Linked DNA regions of Homo sapiens: region 1 is linked to region 2. Evidence: read pairs that join two places in POLR2A ChIA-PET (ENCODE). Cell type or tissue: Panc1. All regions are shown on one strand. Region 1 overlaps RBFOX2 (RNA binding fox-1 homolog 2). Region 2 overlaps MYH9 (myosin heavy chain 9).

Region 1 (8,000 bases), 400 kb after region 2:
GTGATCTGGAGATGATTTAAAATCTCTGGGAGGATATACATAGGTTATATGTAAATACTGTGCTATTATACATCAGGGACTTGAGCATCTGTGGATTTTGGTGTCTGAGAGGGGTCCTCAAAACAGTCCCCCATGGACATCAAGGGATGACTGTATTGAAGTCAACCTGGACCTCATTCCAGACACTACTGAATCAAGGAGGGAAATCTGTAGTTTTTAGATTATTCCCAGGTGATTCAAATGATCGGTCAAGATTGGGAACTATTGAGTATAATCTGTTTACAGTATGGCCCCAGCACTAGAAGCTTCATTTCCTGGTAGATGCAGAAATCTCAGACGCCACTGTAGACCTACTGAATCAGAATCTACATTTTAACAAGATACCTAGTGACCTGTCTGCATGCTAACATTTGAGAAGCACTGCTTTTCTTCTACCAATGGGAATAATTGGGTGATAACCGCAGGTTAAAGATGAATTATCTCTCCATTTTTCCCATTGCTGGAAGGGAAACAGTGTGGCTAAACCAGTGTATAGATAATCATACACTTACCTTCCCTATTTCTTGGCCTAGGGGTAAATGCTTTTCTGGACTAAACTGCTGCGTAACATGTAACAGAAAGAACAGTTATAATTATGGCTCTGGCTCTACTGTTTACTAGCTATTTGGCCTGGATCCAGTCACTTAATCTCTCTGAGTCTGACTCTCCTCACCTGATAATGGAAATAATACCCAGAAATAATGTATATCAATTATCTAGCGCATTGCAGTGCCTGCATATGTCACTGGCTTTTCCTTTTCCCTTGCCTTCAACCTTTCATTGATAAATCTGTAGTGTAGTTCTAGTCCCTTAGAAAGGGCCACCAGTGGAGTCTCAGTACCATCTCATCTCTGTGGGCTCTTCTTGCCCTTCTCCCAGCTATCTTGAGTATTTAATTGTACTTGCAGAAAACTAAGCTTTACACAATATATATATATATATAGTTTTCTCTATCTGTTTCTGCAAAATGCCTTTTACTTAATGGAGACTATTATCTAAGAGGGCTAGAAGATGAAGAACTAAAGGATTTGAGTAATTGAGTTGATACAGGAATCAAAGTATAACGAGATATGACAGGCAGCTCTTTTATGAATTCTTAATAGTTGACCATTTGTTTAAAAAAATGTAATTCCTGGTTTTTAAAACTTGGCATCAAGAAAAAAAATCCTCGGTAGGTTTGAAGTTGTTTGAAGTCTTTTAGATTGGTTCCAAGCAAGAATTAACGTGGTAATTATCAGAAGATCACTGAATTGGTAAGTAATGAGCATTATCTTCTTTCTGACCAGGGAATTAATACAATAAAAGGAAGTTCAGGGACTTGCTCTGAGGACACTAGTAGTAGGTGGCAGAGAGTCTAGGTCAGAGAGTTGGCAGTTGTAGCCAGTAGGGCATTGGAAGCAACAGCAGCAGGAGGAAATAGAAAAGTCCAGTTTTACCCAGATCTTAATGGACTTAGGGATAGGCAGGATTGTGAACTCAAAGCATATAATAAAAATTGTTACAATAATAGTTTTTCTCTATGGGGTAGGTATACTTTCAGGTGCTTTGTATACCTTGTGCCTAAACTTAACATCCTTGCAAGGTGTAGACATGATCACATATATTTTATAGACCAGAAAATAAAATTGAGGCCCAGAAAGGTGAGTAACTTGTCCTAAGTTGTTCCTCTAATAAACACCAGAGCTGGTTTAACATCATGTTCAATAGCAATGTGAGTGAAGAGACTGTTATAAAACTCAATTGAAATAATGTCTATCAATTAAAATAAAATTTATTATTTTGTCTATAATGACTTTTTTTGGGGTAGAATTGTTAATTTAAATTTAGACTGTGATAGTCAACTCAGCCTGTCTTAAAGGGACTTTTTTGAATGTTGCAGAATGATCCTTTGAAATGTATTTCTTTTATACTCTGAGGCTAATTAAGAGGTATCTTTTGTTTTTTTAAATGCCAAAGCTTGTGAAGTCTTCAGTTTAGTGAAACACCAGTTTAAATTGAAATATCACAACACAAACTGATTTGTTGGTGGTTATCAATTGGCATATTTAGTCATAATGAGTATTCACATAATTGTGTCTGTTAGTCTGTTATTCCATTCAGATCCAGATGTAGATAATTATCAATGATTGCACAGAGTGAATCATGTATTTAGACAGATTTCTAAGTTACGGTTGGAAGAACTACAAATGAGAGGACTTGGGTTCCAGGCCTGTTTTTGTGACCTTGGACATGTCACTTGAAACTCAAGGGAATGAACCTGAGTTTCCATTATCAATCAAAAGAGAATAATGTTATCTATCTAACAGAATTGTTATGAGTAGGAGGATGTGCTTGACACCAATTTCTGCTTCTTAGACTAGCTCTGTAACCTTGAGAAAGACATTTAAAACCTTGTGGTACATTGGTTTTCTTATCTGTAAGGTCAGTCTGTGCTATGTGAATATGGTTGCAAGGTAAGGAGGGTGCAAGTAAAGTAGCTGAATTAGAATTAGATGATCCCTATGGGTCCCCTCATAATCTGTGGTCCTGTACTAGTCAGAACTGCCTGTGTGTTGGTATGTGGTGAAGTGTTACATACAACTAAGATACTGTTTCTTCTTATTATTATTGTTAACAGGGCCACCCCATTAAGGAACAGGCACTGTGTAAGATATTGCATGTATTACCTCAATCCTTGTAACAATCCTATGAGGTAGGTAGTATTCTCATTTAAAGATGGAAGAATTTGAGGCTGAGAGATGAATTAGCTTTCCACAGCCATAGAGCTAGTTGGTTACCAGAGACGTAGATCAGTGTGATTCTAATAACTGTACTTTCCCCCATACCTCACTACACATGCTACTGTGACAGGCCAAAACTAGGACATGGGCTTATTATGCCACAAACTGCCTGTACCAAAGAATGTAATGACGACTGAGTAGTTATGTTCTTCACCACCAAACACTTAACAGTTAAAGAAGGGGAGAAAGACAGTTTCACTTCAGTGTTCCTGCTGAAGTAGTAAAAATTATTACTATTACTAATTCTCCATCCTCGGTTATGAATCTTTTAAATAATCTCTTTGGCAAAATGGGTAATACAAATAAAGCACTTCTGCTGCATACTAAGTATGACAGTTATCTAAAGGAAAACTGCTTCTGTGATTGAGTTGCCAGCTGAACTTTTTTCATGGGATGCCATTTTTATTTGAAAGAACAACTGATAGACTATGGTATTCGGACGTTTTATTAAAAATGAATGAGGTGGCCAGGCGCAGTGGCTCACACCTGTAATCCCAGCACTTTGGGAGGCTGAGGCGGGGGATCATGAGGTCAGGAGATCGAGACCATCCTGGCCAACATGGTGAAACCCCGTCTCTACTAAAAATACAAAAATTAGCCGGGTGTGCTGGCATGTGCCTGTAGTCCCAGCTACCTGGGAGGCTGAGGTGGGAAAATTGCTTGAACCCAGGAGGTGGAGGTTGCTGTGAGCTGAGATTGTACCATTGCACTCCAGGCTGGGCAACAGAGCAGGACCCTGTCTTAATTAAAAAAAAAAAAATGAAGCAAGCCTGTCATTTTAAGGAAAACTGATATTTGTGGCCAGTGATAAAATTTGAACTTTCAAGCAAAAACTAGAGTTTTGGAAAACTTGTATCCTGGCCTATGAGCTTGACAGCTCTGAACCTTAAAAGACTTTTCAGATGAGATTGGTGGTGATATTAGTGAATGTGAATTTTTTGATGTTATATAATGAGATGTGTCAACAGTTGGAAGATCTTTATAACTTAGTGAACTTGTATTTTATAAATGAACAACACATAATGTTACAAAATCATGCATAGGCAAAAAAAATCTATTCCAAGTACAAGATCAATGAATTTTTATATTAACAGTATGAAAAAATTCATTGATAAGGTTTCACATGCCACATTGCAACTAACCTTTGGTACAGTATTAAAGAAGAATATCTAGAGATAGGCGAAAAGGCTATTAAAATACCTTGCCTCTTCCAGATACATATCCATGGAATGCCAAATTTCTTTCTTATACTTCAGAATAATATTGAAACAGATTGAATGCAGAAGCAGGTATGAGAATCCAGCCATCCTCCATTCCATCTCCAATCCCCAGGCCACAGTCTGGTACTGGCTTGTGGCCTGTTAGGAACCAGGCCACACGGCAGGAGGTGAGCAGCAAGCACTACTGCCTGAGCACCACATCCTATCAGATCAGTGGCGGCATTAGATTCTCATAAGAGTGCATACCCTACTGTGAACTGCGCGTGCGAGGGATCTAGGTTGCCTGTTCCATCGAATGCCTGATGACTTGAGGTGGAACAGTTTCATCTTGAAACTATCCCCACCCTACCCCACCCCCCATGGAAAAATTATCTCCCATGAAACCAGTCCCTGTGCCAAAAAGATTGGGGACCACTGTTCTATTAAGTTGGATGTTAAAAATATTTGTAGAAATGTAAAATAATGATACTCTTCTCACTGGTTTAGTTTACAAACTAAACCATTTTCATAAAATATTTTTTAGGCTAATATAATGGTTGGTTTATTATTGATACTTTTAAAGGAATTAACATATTTTTAAAAGTACTCAGTTTTAGTTTCTCATAGGAAAATCGCAGTAGTTATAACCACAGAAGCAAAAGCTCTTTGGAGTCTTTGGTAATTTTTTAAAGTGTTAAGGTATTCTGAAATCAAAAAAGTTTGAGAATTGCAGCTCTAGTTCTCTAATCTTTCATTTCAGTAGTGGTTGAAACCTCTTAAATTGGTTCTTTAAGTCATGAATGGATCTTGACCCACAAATTGAAAGAGCGTGGGCTAGAGTTAGAGGATTACATTGTGAAGGGAGGTGGGATTTTGCTGAATTTTGCTTGAGTTGATGTTTGAGAACGTGCCAAGGTGTGAAGTAAATTGAGTAAAGTTTCTATCTGGAAATTAGCTATTTGTGGTCATCCTCCAAACCCCATTCAAGTCTTACCTACTGTGAGTCTCCTCTTTGTAATTTCTTTATGCCTTTCTCACTTGATTATCAACCATGTACACTGGTTCTCTCTGGGCCATACATTTACATTTTATTACATGGTTCATATTGTATTTGTTTACATGCCTCTTTCCCTTACTAGACTGTGAGTTCTTTTGAGAAAAGAATCCCTAGCTTATTTTCCTTTGCATTCCTACCAAGTTGCAGACACATAAACGTCCCTCAGTAAATGTTTGCTGAAGGAGTAAATGAGAAGAAAAAGAGAATAACCAAGTGGGGCAAGGCTTGGGATATTTGGAACCTAATCATGTAAGCAATGGAGGGCCATTACTATGGAAGTGGTATGAGTGGTGTTTTAGGTAGTTAACCCTGGCCCTGGTAAGAAAGCTGGGCAGGGGTGGATGGAGGCTAGCTCTTAGCTGGACCAGCCAAGAGACTATTAGAGTAATTTAAGCTTGAAGTGATCCAGGCCTGGATTAAGATGAGTGCTTTCGCCATAGATAATAAGGCATACATCCTGAATCCTGAGGAGTATTTGCAAAAACAGAAACAATACCATCCATACTGCTTGACAGTTGTTGTGTACTTATGCTGAATTCTGTGTTAAGAGCTTTATGTATATTGTTTCGTTTAATCTTCACAGCTTCCCTGAGGTAGGTGTTGTTATTATCTCCATTTTTTTCTAGTTAAGTACAAATAATACATGTTCATTTGTTGAACAGTTAGAAAATACAGATAAGAAACCTCCTCCCCCCACAAAGACATATATCACTCATAAATCCAAATTTAACACCAAGACATATGACCACTATAAACATTTTGGGATATATCCTTCCAGACATAAAAAAACATATATATTGTGTGTTATATATGCCTGAATATGAGGAAACCATGAATATAAGGCCTTAATGCTGTTTTTCCATTGAAAGGAAGGGCTAACCTATTAAGCGTTTAGGGAAATAGGCAAATATCTACTTAAAATATTTATTTATGTAATTTAGAAACATTTTATCTTTTTGGGAAAAAATGTGTATATGCTCTACTGCATCAGTATCTGTATTGTTGCTTAGAACCACTTTGAATCTTCAGTTTTCCAGAGTATATATTGAGATACAGCACTTTTTTGTGTCTATATTTATTGTAGTCACTGATGATTTTATCTCAAGCTGTAAGTACTTATTCAAATAACAACAGGAAGTTTCTTCATTTGTACTGTGGTGTATACTGCATTGCTTTTAAAAAAAATGTTAATGGAGGTTAAATTCATATAACATAAAATTAAACTTTTAAAAAAGTGAACAATTTGGTGGCATTTAATACGTTCACAGTGCTGTACAACCACTATCTCCATGTAGCTTACATTTTTACATCACCCTCAATGGATACATCACCCGTATCCATTAAGCAATCATCCTGTCTTTCCCCTTCCCTGCTGGCAACCACCAATCTGCTTTCTCTTTTGATGAATTTACCTGTTCTGGAGATTTTATATAAATGGAGTCATATAATATATGGCCTTTTATGTCTGGCTTCTTTCACTTAGTACTGTGTGTTTTCATTGTTTATCCATGTTGTAGCATATATCAGTACTTCTTTCCTTTTTATAACTGAATGATATTCCTTTGTGTGTATATAGCACAATTTGTTTATCTGTTTATCCCTTAATGGACGTTTGGGTTTCCATCCTTTGGCTTTTTTTTTTTTTTTTTTTTTTTTGAGATGGAGTCCCACTCTGTCGCCCAGGCTGGAGCGCAGTGGTGTGATCTCTGCTCACTGCAAGCTCTGCCTCCCAAGTTCATGCCATTCTCCTGCCTCAGCCTCCCAAGCAGCTGGAACTACAGGCACCCGCCACCAGGCCCAGCTAATTTTTTGTATTTTTAGTAGAGATGGGATTTCACCGTGTTAGCCAGGATGGTCTCAATCTCCTGACCTCGTGATCCGCCCGCCACAGCCTCCCAAAATTCTGGGATTACAGGTGTGAGCCACTGCACCCAGCCCATCCTTTGGCTATTGTGAGTAGTGTTGCCATGAACATCTGTGTACAAGTATTGGTTTTGAGTACCTGTTTTCCAGTTCTTTGGGTATATACCTAGGAGTGGAATTGCTGGGTCATATGGTAGCTCTATATTTAACTTTTTGAAGAACTGCCAATCTCTTTTCCACAGCAGCTGCTCCATTTTACATTCCCACCAGCAAAGTACAAGTATTTGTCAATTTATTTTTAATGAAGAACACAATAAGACAGGGAAAGTAAAGAGGAAGTATGTGTAGCCTTTGAGTCTATTAGAGCTCTGTATCTCAGATTTTGCTGATGGACTTATTAAATATTTATTTAGCATCACTTCAGCACTAAATGAAATTTAGCTCAGGGAAATGAATCTAATCTGTTTCAAGTAGTGAACAGACTAAGAAGTGATGATCAGAGGAATGAAGGAATGGAAATTTAAATAGACTAAAGTTCCTTGAGGGCAAAGGCCTTATTCATCTTTGTGTCCTCAGCATTTAACAAAGTACTTGGTGTATTATAGGTTTTTTTGGGGGGTCTCCAAGACTACCCTAGGTCCAGTGAATTATCTAGGACTTATGGAACTCAGATGTAGTCATACTTATAGCTATGCTTTATACTAGTAAAAGGCTATAAAGCAATGTCAGCAAAGAAAAAAGGTGCATGCGGTGAAGTCCAGAGGAAACCTGACTCAAGCTTCCAAAAGTCCTTTCCAAGTGGAGTCACAGGACTTGCTTGATTCCTCCAGCAGTAAGTTGTAACAGTGTTGTCTACCAGGGAAGCTTGTTACAGACTTAGTGCTGAGATTTTTTGGCTGGGGATGGTGAAGGGGGCTGTTCACATAAGCACCCTAACCCTAGCACAAATCAAAATTCCAGACTCCCGAAAGGAAAGCAGGCATTAACAGATAAGAGCCACTCTGATCAGTTCTGGGGATAGAACCCTTGTGAAATCTTCAGTTCTCAGATACTAGCTAAGGC
Region 2 (8,000 bases):
CTGGGTTCAAGCAATTCTTGGCCTCAGCCTCCCGGGTAGCTGGGATTACAGGCGCACACCATCACGCCTGGCTAATTTTTGTATTTTTAGTAGAGATGGGGTTTCACCATGTTGGCCAGGCTGGTCTTGAACTCCTGACCTCGTGATCTACCTGCCTTGTCCTCCCAAAGTGTTGGGATTACAGGCGTGAGCCACCGTACACCCCCAGCCAATTACTTTAAAATACAAATCTGATGTCACCTCTGCTCCTCCCCAATTATCCCTAGAATAAAGTCCACATTCCTAAATGGCTGATAAGATCCTGGGTTAGCTGCCCCAGTTTATCTCCTCCAGCCTGTCCCAAGCTATTGCCCCCACCCCTTCCCATGCAGGAGGAGGGACTCTATGTACCACATTCTGGTTTCTGGTGTCATTTTTTTTTTAAAAGAAATTGTTCATTTAATTTTTAAGTTGACAAAAATTGTTTATATCCATTGTGTACAACATGATTTGAAATACGTACTGGTGTTGTTTTTGATAGCCTGAGTTTCCTTCGGTGCCAGGCAAAGTGAAAGTGACCACAGGCCCTCCCTTGGACAGGCAAATGCCATCATCTTTCATTGTTTCCTGGACTTTCAGCAGTCACCTGAGCCCCCCTCCATGCCCGCTTCAAGGAGGCAAAGGCAGAACCTGCAGATGGGGCAGGCTCTGGGGCCCGGGCACTAAGTTCCTCTCTGGTTTTCTTATCTGCTAAGCATCAACACAGGCTTGGGTTGGAATACTGCTAATGGAAACAAGTTCCAGCTTCTTCTGTAAGCAAACAACATTCCTGAGGTGGAAAGGGAAGGGGGGCCCACCCGCAGTCTTCAGCTCCTACCTCCTGGGCACTGGCAGCTGGGAGGAGCCCCCCACTCCTTGTTAGCCTGGGGAGAGTGAGGGCCTAGGTCGAGGCTGCTGTAGGTTATTAGCCCTGGGTGACAGAGGAGCCACTTTATTGACCCACCCTGTAGATAACTGCTCTGACAGCCCTGGTGTGTATTGCAGAGAGTGGCCTTGTGCATACCTGTGAGCAGATAGGACATTTTGCAGGTGGGAAAGCCGAGGCCTGGGTGGTGCCTGCAGGATTGCACAGCTGGTCAGCACCTCGCTGGACTCAAATCCAGCTCTTCTGCCACAGGCTTTGTGCCCATCTCACCAGACCAGCATTTCCCAGACCAGCATGGAGAGAGGTTTTTCCTGCAGGATATTCCTGGGATGGAGTTAAGCAGATTTCTTTTTTCTTTTTCTTTCTTTTTTTTTTTTTTGAGATGGAGTCTCACACTGTTGCCCAGGCTAGAGTGCAGTGGTGCGATCTCGGCTCACTGCAAGCTCCCCCTCCCAGGTTCACGCCATTCTCCTGCCTCAGCCTCCAGAGTAGCTGGGACTACAGGTGCCCGCCACCATGCCCGGCTAATTTTTTGTATTTTTAGTAGAGACGGGGTTTCACCGTGTTAGCCAGGATGGTCTCGATCTCCTGACCTCGTGATCCGCCCGCCTCGGCCTCTCAAAGTGCTGGGATTACAGGTGTGAGCCACTGTGCCCGGCCTAAGTTAAGCAGATTTCTTTTTGCAGGCTGCTTCCTACAACATTTTGTGCATATTGTGATTGCAAGAGGGCCATAGGGAGACGGCATTCCATCCTTACTCGGCCACGAAACCCTCTTCCCTCTGCAAATTGCTGTCTTTATAGTCACTGTCCCTGAGAACTGTCCTCTATGGATGGATATAACCTGCAGAAAGAGTCACTAGACTCCTGGTAACTGATTTTCAGAGGGCCCAGGTGTCATTCCTAGGAAGAATGGGGATTAAATAGCTCAGAATCACAAGATAGAGGAGTTGGGAGGGAAATTCCTATCATGCCATTCTCCACTGGGAGCTTGAGCTACAACTCTTCTGATGTTAGGTGGTGGTGGTGGTGGTGGTGGTGGTGGTGGTGGTGGTGGTGGTGTTTGTCCTCATTCTAAAGCTAGGAAATTGGGGTGCTAACAGCTTCAAGGTCACAGGAATTGTGAGCAGGGGACCTGGGACTCCAATCCAGGTCTGTCTGGCCCCAAAGCCATAAACTCCATTGTGGTACATTACAAGCATTTATCTTAGGGTTTGCAGAACCAGGACCTCACATGGCTGTGGTTTTTCCACTTCTGTCTGTCACTTCTGAGTTGATACCAAAGGTTGATGTTGCCAGCACCTACTTGATAGATGGAGGCGTAGCATTCCAGGAGGGCACACGACCTTCTCATGGCATCCTAGCAAGAGCAGAGGCCATGCCAGCCAAGATTCTTTCTGGTATGTCGGACTGGTAGTAGGTGGTAGGTGCCTCTACACTGGTTAATCAGGGGGTGCTAGAAGGTTCTAGAAAACAGAGATGGTTGAACTATATGTAAAACCAGTAAATTATCCTCAGTCCTATTTCTCTTTGTAGATTGAAAGCCCCAGTATGCATTCTTTCCCTTTTTGTTTTGAGGATATAAAAATTAGTCCATAAATGGTTTGGTGTTTGTAACAAATTAGGTGGCTATAACCCTTACGCGTGTGTGGTTTCAACTTGGCTCTCCTGTTACCTTCAGCTCTCCAGCCCTGTCCCTCTTTGCACAGCCACAGCCCAAGGGGATTTTCCAGCCTCTGGGGACCTTCCCCATTAAGTCTTTCTTCCTCATTTTGGCCTTGTTTCTCATTTATTCATTCAGGACACTTTAACTGAGCACCTGCTCTGGGCCAGGCATTGTGCCAGACATTTGGAATTGATGAATGAGACCCAATTCCTGTCCTCAAATAAAACTACAAATAATGAGTATTTAGCTGTTTGGTTACAGTGGAACAAGTACAGAGCACAGACGGGAGGGCCATAGATATGAGACATCTTTTTGCTGCAAAAAGTCTTTAGAGAAGGGAGCGTTTGAGCTTTGATCTCAGAGAGGGTTCCTAATACAAAGGACACTTCTCTGCCTTCTTTGAAGGCCTGGAGGCCTGAGCAGAGTGTAGTGTGACTGGGGAATTGATTATATACCGCTGGGAATGACTGTGGCAAAAGGAAGGGCAGGGGCAAGATGAATGGGTGGGGTCCTAGAGGGCTTGCTTAGCATGCAGATTTTATTCTGGTGAAGGTGTGGAGCTGTCGAACCATTTTGAACTGATCAAATAATATCAATGAAATAGGAAGTCATATAAATAGGAATTTGAATTTGTGAGTCATCAGAAAGGAGTTCTGTAGAAGTGGCAGGGGAGGCCAGGAGGGAGGCAGTTGGAGCAGTCCAGAAGGGAGGGCCTGTGGGCCTGGACTGGAACAGGGCACGGGCAGTGGTGTTGGCGGAGGGCTGGGGAGGAGTTTACGGTGACTGTCTTGGGTGGCCAGATGGATGGTGTCTCCCAGAGATGGACACCCAGAAGAGGGTATGGGTCTGGGGAGAGATGGTGGGGGAGTTCAGGTGTGATGGTGCATCCACCAGGTGGAGATGGCTCGTTGGTAGGTGTTTAAATATATTTATTAATATATGAAGGGGTGTGGGGGAGAGCTCTGGGCGGGAAATAATCCGGCTGTCCCAGTGGTGGAAGCCATGGATTTCCTGGGTCTAATCCAGATTGATTTGCCAAAACTATTCAATAAATAGCGTTTGGGCCTGGTGCGGTGGCTGACACCTATAATCCCAGCACTTTGGGAGGCCAAGGCGGGCGGATTGCCTGAGCTCAGGAGTTCGAGACCAGCCTGGCCAATATGGCGAAACCCCATCTCTACTAAAATACAAAAAATTAGCCGGGTGTGGCGGTGTGCACCTGTAGTCCCAGCTACTCGGGAGGCTGAGGCAGGAGAATTGCTTGAACCGGGGAGGTGGAGGTTGCAGTGAGCCAAGATCACGCCACTGCATTCCAGCCTGATGGGATTCCCAGGGTGGGGTGAGCTGGCACAGCTGTGTCAACAGCTCCCACCCCCAGCCTCCAAAATGTGGCTCCCGCTTGTCTTCCGTTAATCATCTGGACCCTTTGATGCTGGTGACTTTGCTTATGAGTCGCAGGCTGAGCTGCCGTGTTGGAGGTTCTGAAGGTGCTTCTTGCCTGCCTGGGGAGGCACATCAGTCTCTTCTGCCTGGTTGATTGGTTTACTTTTAAATTGGGTATTCAGGATCTTTAAAGCACAGTCCAGCAGGAGAATCTAGGTCAGATCTCTTAGAATACAGTATGTTACAAGGAGCTGTCATTCCTTGGTGACAATGCCATCCATAATGGCCATTTTTATGGGGTCCTGGGAATCCTTTTGCCCTGAGGATTTCTGTTTTGTTAAGGAGATTTGGCCCGTGCACTTCAGAGATGGGGGAGGATGACGACTGAGAGGTCTGGCTTCATAGTGCTGCGTTTGTTCACACGAACCCCTTCAATCAGTGGGCTCAACCGGGTGTGATTTGTCTTCCCCCGCAACCCCCAATTTCCACCTTTGGTGATGTCTGGAGAGGTATTTGGTTGTCACAACTGGGGACAGGGTGCGACTGGCATCTAGTGGGTAGAGGCCAGGGGTGCTGCTCTGCTGCTAAATACCCCACGTGGCACAGGACAGCCCCACCACAAAGGATTCTCTGGCCCCAGATAGCCATAGTGCCGTGGCATCGTTTTGTATGTGGTTATTGAGCGATCGTACCTTCTTCCTGTACGTTGGCTCTTGCTTTTCTCCCTCGGCCCGGGATACCTTTCCACCATCTCTTCCCTTCCCTGCCAATATTCTACCCATCTTCCAGGACCCAGTTTAAATGTCATATCCTCCATGACACTCTTCGCTTGAGTGTCCAAGGAAGTGTCCCTTTCTCTTTGTTCCCACGGCAAGTTGCATGTTCCTCTCCTCTTCTTCGCTGAGTCAGTGGTGGAGCCGGTTGTTGACGTGGTTCTTCCTCTCTGCATGAATGTTCCACTATGGTAGGTGTCCTGTCTCATCATTATGTGTATTTAAGGAATACATGCTGCATTAAGCAGCCCTGCAAGGCAGGGAAGGCAGCATAAAATATTATCTGCATTTACAGTTGAGGCCAGAGAGGTGGCACCGGCCGAAGGCCACACAGCAAGGAGTTTCTGCATTCATCCACATGGCAGATCTGTCTAGCGGGTGCTTACTGCGTTTGGGTGTTGGATTCAGCAGTGAACAGGACAGAAGGAAGCCCAGGAGCTTGCTTTCTGTCTACTCTACCACATTGCCCAGGTGGACACTCCACCTAGTCACCTAGGTTCATGTCCGTCCTGCCGCGCGACCTCATTAGAAACCCCCTGGGATCTTTATGCCTTTGTCATGATTTTTTTGCATGTGGATTCTCTATGTATTAGTTGATTGAATAAGTGAATCAAATGAGCTTGAAAAATTCTACATTATTATAGCAGCTGCTTTCAAAGAATCTTTTTTTTTTTTTTTTTTTTTTTTTTTGAGATGGAGTCTCACTCTGTTGCCCAGGCTGGAGTGCAGTGGCACCATCTCAGCTCACTGCAACCTCTGCCTCCTGGGTTCAAGCGATTCTCGTGCCTCAGCCTCCCTAGTAGCTAGGATTACAGGCACGCGCCACCACGCCTGGCTAAGTTTTGTATTTTTAGTAGAGACAGGGTTTCACGGTTTTGGCCAGGCTGGTCTCAAACTCCTGACCTCAGGTGATCCACTCGCCTCAGCCTCCCAAAGTGCAGGGATTACAGGCATGAGCCACCACGCCTGGCCCAAAGAATCTTTCTTAACAATGGAAGCCAGCTACTTCGATAGTTTTATTTAACTCAAAACCAACGGCCGCAAGTAGAAAGAGAAAGGACATGTTCACCTGTGTTCTCCAGGATGGGGGTGGGGATGGAAAAAAACAAACAGAGGGGCTGCTTGCATACATCAGTGGTGAGGCTGGAATAGGGCTTCCAGTGTCTGGGCTGAGGCCGCTGGGGTGTCTGAACTGAAGCCTTGGCGTGCCCAAGGCCATTGGAGATTGGTTAGGTCAACTCCTGGCAGACTGGGCACAGAGAACTCAAATGGCTCACCCAAGGTCACACTCCCACCTTCTTTCTTACTTTTAGCACCCAGCAATTTAGGTCGGAAGGATGGAGTCCCTTGTGCAAGCCAGCATGGGGAGATGGGGTTTACAGCTTTGAGGTGGCATTATCAATGTCTGCTTAATTAATAAAGGGGGGGTTCTCTGTTTGTTTGCTTCTTGTAGCCCCCTTGACCTCACCAGTAAGGCAGCTAAGGGGGAAACGGAGCAGGGCATTGAAGCCACACGGGGCTGAGTCTGACCCTAGGTTTTGTGCCTTGTCTGAGCCCCATTTCCCCCACCTGTAAAATGAGTATGTATGTGCCTCATGAAATTATTGCAAGGATTGAGTGAGAACATGCAGCGCTTCCTAGCAGGTCCTTGGTCTATGCAGCTTTACGGTGAAGGTGATGACTTGGACACTCCCAGCCTAGAACTTGGCCCACAGAAAGGTTTACATCAGCCCTCGTTGTCTGGGAGTGGAAATGCTCTCAACGTTTCAACCAAAGATCTGAGAGTAGAATACATTCTGTCTTTAAGGTGCTAGCTGTTCATTTTCCAGACAAACCCACAAATAAGTAAAAAGAGAAACGGAGGGAGGGAGGGAGAGTATTCTCTGGGAAAACAGGGAGAAATAAAAGATCCATATGATGTTTGTGGGGAAGGGGAGAAGGCAAATAATTGAGGCATTACATTTTGGGTTGAAAGAAGATGTTTTTGGTCAACCTATTTACTTTCAGTTTCATCATTTCCTGAGAGTCCTAATTTAGCCTCTGGTTGTGTCCCGCTCGATTATGGCCTAAAAAGGCAACTGCTTGGGTTTCTTGGAGTTGGACTGGCACCCGCAGGAAGCCGGCGGGAAGGAAAGCGCTGGGGGATGGCCTCAGCCTGATCCAATCTCATCTCCAGGGGCGAGAGCTGCTTGCTTCCTTCTGAACCTCTTGCTGGCCTGCCCATTCCCACAGGAGCTCGGGACTTTCTGAGCCACGGAGATCTTTCCTCTGTGTGTGTGTGTGTGTGTGTGTGTGTGTGTGTGTGTGTGTGTGTTTTGTTTTTTGTTTTTTTGTTTTTTTAAGTGGTAGATGATGATGCTGGTTGGTTGCTTTCACATGTACATCCTGCTCAAATGGCAGTGCATGTCGATTCAGCCCTTTTGGAAAACAATTGGATGGGACATCCCAGGACTGTAGAAGTGTTTGTATGTTCTTTTCTCCCGTAACTCCACTCCTGGGAATGTATCTCAAGGTGGTGGTACACTACGGCCGGGTGCGGTGGCTCACGCCTGTAAGCCCAGCACTTTGGGAGGCCGAGGCAGGCAGATCACCTGAGGTCAGGAGTTTGAGACCAGCCTGGCCAACATGGTGAAACCCCATTTCTACTAAAACTACAAAAATTAGCTGGGCGTGGTGGCGGATGCCTGTAATCCCAGCTACTCGGGAGGCTGCAGCGGAGAATCGCTTGAACCTGGGAAGCGGAGGTTGCAGTGAGCTGAGATCACGCCACTGCACTCCAGCCTGGGTGATAGAGCGGGACTCCATCTCAAAAAAAAATAAAGATGGTATACTAGATAAGAGGGTAAAAAAACCTTATAAGTGGTCCTTAAAAAAGAAAAAAACACTTGAGAATATTGAGAATATGCTGCAGCCATTAAATGTTGGACAGTGAGGCCTTGGTGTCAGGAGTTCTGGGTTCAGGTCCTCATTCCCCAGCTTGTGTGACCGAGTAGAGTTACTTTCTCTCAGGGCCACCACTGCATCATCTGTAAAATGGGTTGGATAAAATTGATTAACAAGCAAATCTGAGGCTGGGTGTGGTGGCTCACACCTGTAATCCCAGCACTTTGGGAGGCCAAGGCAGGCAGATCACATGAGGTCAGGAGTTTGAGACCAGCCAGGCCAACATGGTGAAACCCCGTCTCTACTAAAAATACAAAAAATTAGCCAGGCGTGGTGGCACACGCCTGTAGTGCCAGCTACTCGGGAGGCTGAGGTGGGAGAATCGCTTGAAC

Evidence for each region. Peaks named below come from ENCODE experiments on the same cell type or tissue, not always from the same donor. Only the 100,000 strongest peaks of a DNase experiment are listed, where the experiment ranks them.
Region 1: POLR2A ChIA-PET joins it to region 2 with 8 read pairs; 2 of 35 experiments call an interaction of 5 or more read pairs at or near these places.

Annotation. Positions count from the first base shown.
Region 1 is chr22:35,951,942-35,959,941 of GRCh38, reverse strand. The region is part of intron 1 of RBFOX2 (RNA binding fox-1 homolog 2); the gene reads left to right. Among named protein-coding and RNA genes, the nearest start is that of RBFOX2, 73 kb to the left of the region's middle. In Panc1, no CTCF peak of the experiment used is centred here; no DNase peak of the experiment used is centred here.
Region 2 is chr22:36,353,996-36,361,995 of GRCh38, reverse strand. The region is part of intron 1 of MYH9 (myosin heavy chain 9); the gene reads left to right. Among named protein-coding and RNA genes, the nearest start is that of MYH9, 30 kb to the left of the region's middle. RefSeq lists enhancers at 2,540-2,749, 2,850-2,919, 4,005-4,946, 6,840-7,340, 7,341-7,841. In Panc1, no CTCF peak of the experiment used is centred here; no DNase peak of the experiment used is centred here; H3K4me3 peaks cover 2,901 bases; H3K27ac peaks cover 7,624 bases.